Regions from separate parts of the Homo sapiens genome. Here region 2 is linked to region 1. A link is an interaction called in ENCODE POLR2A ChIA-PET data of the cell type or tissue named here. Cell type or tissue: Caco-2. All regions are shown on one strand.

Region 1 (2,500 bases):
AAACAAGGAAGTTCTCTTGATATTTATGTATTTATTTTGCTAGGAAACAAATTGGAATGGAGCCCATATTTCTATTCAGTGTCAATAGAGCTCATAAAGAGACCAGTTTCCCCCTCAGTTTAGGCCTCTTGGTCAAATTTACTCAGCTTGCCAGTCAGCAATTCATCCCACTCACAAGCCCTGGGCTTCTCTAGAGAATAAATAACCTAGGCCTGGAGCTCTGTGACTAATCATGTTTGCCCAGCCCTCACCATTCCTTCATTAAACGGCTTTTAGAATTCAGCTTCCTCCGTCCACCAGTGAGTAACAAATGCAGAGACTCTCCGGCCCAAACTCCATTCTAACATGGCAGCTTCCTCTTCACTCATTCCCAGCAGCATGCGTGTGGGTGTACATATTGTTAACGTGCTGTGTGTTCCTGCTCAGCATTTGCTCAGCTATACAGACACCCTCACCCTCGTATCTGCCCCCATCGGTCCTGTCTGCATTTAGAGGCCAGCCCTCAGTCAACAAGTGCACAGCAAACAGCGCTAGGAGGGATTTTTATGCCCACACAACAATGATGAAACTGCGCGTATGAGGCACCTAGGACAATCAGATTCATAAGGGAAGAAAGTAGAAGAGTGGTTGCCAGAACCTGGGGGAAGCAGGGAAGCGGGGAAGTGGGAGTTGGTGTTTAATGGGTACAGAGTTTCTGTTTGGGAAGGTGACAAAGCTCTCTCTGGAGATAGATGCACAGTGGTGGGTGCACATGAGTGGGAATGTATTTAACTGTATTTGAGTGTGCGCTGGACTGAACACTCAAACATGTAAATGGTAAATTTTATGTTATGCATATTTTATAACAATTTTTAAAAACCCAAATAGATAGAAAGAAAAAATGACAAGGAAAAAGCAGCCCTGTTTCTCTTGCGTAATCCAAGTCCCTTTTATCTAGATGCTGCCTCTTAACATTCCAGATGGGTGAGCTCTTAGATTTTCAGAGTTCCACACCGGGTCAACTGGTGAAAGGGAGCTGGGAAGAACGGGAGAGAAAGGAGACTCAGATGCAGCAGTGCCCATGAGAGCTTGCAGAGAAACTGCATAGAGAAAGCACCAGGCTTCAAAATCCTTGCAGGCTTTTTTTTTTTTTTTTTTTTTTTGCCCCTGGCTTCAGAAGTCCTTGCAAGGCACTTGTTTCTGGACTTTGCCTTGTTTTGGGGTGAGCAGCTTCCTCCCCAACTCCAACCAAGTTGATTCTTGTTATTTGCCCAGCAGCTTCACACACTGCCACCCTGGATAAAAGACAGTTTCTCCCTCTCCCCAACCCTGTCCAGCCCATTGAGACTCCGCCCCAGCTGTGCCTGCCCCTAGCCCAAATATCAGGGAAGACAGATGAGACTGGACAAGTAAATGGCAGCAAGCATCCAACTCTGCATTTTTCTGAGCTTTCTCCCCAATTCCTAAGTAAAATTCCTAAAGTAAAAATGGAATTTTTGCTGGAACAATTTTTAAGTCTAGCAAATCTGCCACATTCCTTAAACGACAGCTGCGGTAAGTGCAGCTACCGGGCTGTTGTGCAACATTCAGCCAATATTGGCACAACCGAGCACATGGATAAAACATGACATGCTTTCTCTGTTTTCCATGTTTTGCCACAAAAATTCTGTTCACAAAAGTCTGTGAGTCTTCAATGTCTGTCATTTCTGTGGGCTCATCTGGAAATTTAGAAAGTGCCCTTTCAGTTAAAATTCCTCCCCTGTCAAGTGATAGCGGTCTCCCCCTTGCCTTAGATAACACATTCCTTTCTCACCTGAACAAATGTTTACTTGCATATACTAAAGCAGCTACAACTACTATTTTTGTTTGGCATTTTCAGGGGATAATATGTAAGGTTGAGGATTTTTTTTAAATCCCGCTTTCCGAGATAACAAAGACCCACTAATCTGCAAAGATCAAATTCTTCCGCTCAATTAACATTTTACAACCTCCCTACTCTGTGGAAACAATTCTAAACAATTTGTACTGGTAACAATTCTAAACAATTTGCAATCTGTTTGAGTAGAAATCGGTAGAAATTAACAGCAAGGTGTTACTTGAAGTGAACTAAAACAACAAAATTTGAATCTCAAATTATAATTTATGCTTTACAGGTCTGACATATCAAAAAGGGAAGGAAAAATTCAGAAAACTACTCATAATGCCACAAGAGTGTCTCTAATTTAATTGCGCTATCCTCAGCAATAGGAAAAACAAAAATTTTCGTTTCTAGGAAATGGATTTTTAAAATATTCAGAGTACCTCCTGCCTTCTTGGAAAAAAAAATTCATTATTCTTTTAGTTAAAGGATTCTAACAAATTGAAAAGAAAACTAGTAAAGAGAGTTGAAAAGCTTTGTCAGATTAAAAACAAAATATCTACTATGCCAAGCCAAAATATTTTTCCAAAGCCAGGTTCTAAGACGTGAATTACATCTTTCAAGACCCCAAAGGATCATTCCAGATTGGATTTCATAAAAATA
Region 2 (2,500 bases), 230 kb after region 1:
TACCTGATGCATGATCTCTACAGTTCTGAGAAGCAGAACTATAAAACAATGTAAAACAATAAGGGCATATGTCTGGTGTGTGTGTGGGGGGTGTGTGTGTGTGTGCACGCACACGTGTTTATAAAGGTAGCAGTTGTAGGAATGAATGAGATTGGGGGTGAGGGGGTGCATATGTATGTCTATGAAAGCCTAATCATTTCTGGGCAATGATGTAAAGGTTTTACGACTGACCTTTGTAACTATGAAGTTTTCTACACTTGACCTGAGCTCAGAAAAAAGAAAGAAAGAAAGAAATGTCATCATAGAGTCTTAGTTCTAGCTCTGCCGTTAACTAACTTGATGTTTATCACTCCCTTATGTTTGTTTATAGTTTTACTATATGTATTTATTCCCAACTGGTGCAACTTTATTCTCTTGACAGTTTTATGTGGACTTTAAGTTGCTGTTATCAAAAGTTGAACAATATTCCATACCCTTTTCCTTTCTCCCCGCTAGAGTATGCTCAGGTAATCAAAATGTTGGGAAATGGACGGCTAGAAGCAATGTGTTTCGATGGTGTAAAGAGGTTATGTCACATCAGAGGAAAATTGAGAAAAAAGGTAGGTGTGATTTGTTTTACTTTAATATAAAATTGGTTAAGGGGGAAAATCCCTCTACAGTTTTTAACTGTCCATGGACTTCATTTTTGGAAATTCCCAAAAGACTTACCTTGGTAAACAGTGATTTACCTATAAGTAAAATAGCAAGGTCTGTAATGGTAATTTTATACAGGTTCTAATGTTAAAGAAGCATTTGTATCACTTGTATTGTATTCCTGCCCAAAAAGTCCAAATTGAGAGACATTCTGCAAAAACAAACGGCCCAGTTTTTTTTTTCCTTGTCTTTTTTTTGATACAGGGTCTCACTCTTATCACCCAGCCTGTAGAGTAGTGGCATGATCTGGGCTCACTGTAACCTCACCCTCATTGGTTCAAGTGATCCTCCCACTTCAGCCTCCCGTGTAGCAGGGGCTACAGGCCTGTGCCACCATGCCTGGCTAATTTCTGTATTTTTTGTAGAGATGGGGTTTCTTCATGTTGCTTAGGCTGGTTTCGAATCCTCAGCTCAAGCAATCAGCCCACCTTGGCCTCCCAAAATGCTGGGATTATAGGCATGAGCCACTGTACCCAGCCAGATGGCCCAGCTCTTAATGCAATGTTACTGTCATGAAAGTTTCAAAAAAAAAAAAAAAAAAAAGCTGGGGTACTATTCTAGTTGCAAGGAGACTTAAAGAGACCTGACAGTTAAATGGAGTAGGTTGCCCTTGTTTGGATTCTGATTTAGGAATTGGACATATAGCTGTAAAGTGTACATTCAGAAAATTTGAATATGAGTTATATAAGCATTGTATTAATGTTGCATCTCTTGAATGTCATCGTGAATGGACTGCCTTGGAAAGTAATGATTAATTCACCATCACAGTAGTTATTCAGGCAGATTTATTAATCAGGTTGACTAAAAGTCCCAACTCTGATTTTGTATTTATTTTTTTTAATTTGGTATGTTAATCCTTCTATTCCCAAACTAAAATCTTTTTTTCTTTTTCTTTCTTTTTTTTTTGAGACAGAGTCTCACTCTGTCATCCAGGCTGGAGTGCAGTGGCACAATCTTGGCTCAGTGCAATCTCCGCCTCCCAGATTCAAGTGTTTCTCCAGCCTCAGCCTCCTGAGTAGCTGGGATTATAGGCATGCGCCACCACGCCTCGCTAATTTTTGTATTTTTAGTAAAGACAAGGTTTTACCATTTTGGCCAGGCTGGTCTTGAACTCCTGACCTCAAGTGACCCGCCGGCCTCGGCCTCCCAAAGTGCTGGGATTATAGGCGTGAGCCACAATGCCAGCCCAAACTAAAATCTCTTAATTTCTTTTCTTTTTTTTTTTCTTTTAAAGAAGTTTATTTATTTGTTTTTTTGAGACGGAGTCTCACTCTGTTGCCCAGGCTGGAGTGCAGTAGCGCAGTCTTGGCTCACTGCAACCTCCGTCTCCCAGGTTCAAGTGATTCTCCAGCCTCAGCCTCCCGAGTAGCTGGGACTACAAGGGCATGCCACCACGCCCAGCTAATTTTTGTATTTTTTAGTAGAGACGGGTTTTTGCCATGTTGGCCAGGATGGTCTCGAACTCCTGACCTCAGGTGATCCGCCCACCTTGGCCTCCCAGAGTGCTGGGATTACAGGCATGAGCCACCGCTCCTGGCCTAAAATCTCTTAATTTCTAAACTAATTGATTGTTACTCTGGAATTTCTTGATTCTTCGTTATTTTAAATGTGACGGGCAGTGACTTTTCTTTTGTAGGTTTGGATAAATACCTCGGACATTATTTTGGTTGGTCTCCGAGACTACCAGGTAAAATTTACATGTAAATTTTTCCTATTTTACTGGCTTGAATTTGATGAGCCATTTCTTAAGAGCCAGTTTTGTTTCAGGCATTGTGCTAGGTATCCCAGGGATTTATGTTTAAATCAA

Evidence for each region. Peaks named below come from ENCODE experiments on the same cell type or tissue, not always from the same donor. Only the 100,000 strongest peaks of a DNase experiment are listed, where the experiment ranks them.
Region 2: POLR2A ChIA-PET joins it to region 1 with 19 read pairs; 6 of 35 experiments call an interaction of 5 or more read pairs at or near these places.

The regions. Positions count from the first base shown.
Region 1 is chrX:20,360,518-20,363,017 of GRCh38, reverse strand. No RefSeq gene overlaps it. Among named protein-coding and RNA genes, the nearest start is that of RPS6KA3, 95 kb to the right of the region's middle. In Caco-2, no CTCF peak of the experiment used is centred here; DNase peaks (open chromatin) are centred at 197, 517 and 1,017; H3K4me3 peaks cover 1,207 bases.
Region 2 is chrX:20,133,837-20,136,336 of GRCh38, reverse strand. EIF1AX (eukaryotic translation initiation factor 1A X-linked) reads left to right here. Exons shown (of 7, transcript NM_001412.4): 3 at 496-599; 4 at 2,330-2,380. It also overlaps SCARNA9L. Among named protein-coding and RNA genes, the nearest start is that of EIF1AX-AS1, 4.9 kb to the left of the region's middle. In Caco-2, no CTCF peak of the experiment used is centred here; no DNase peak of the experiment used is centred here.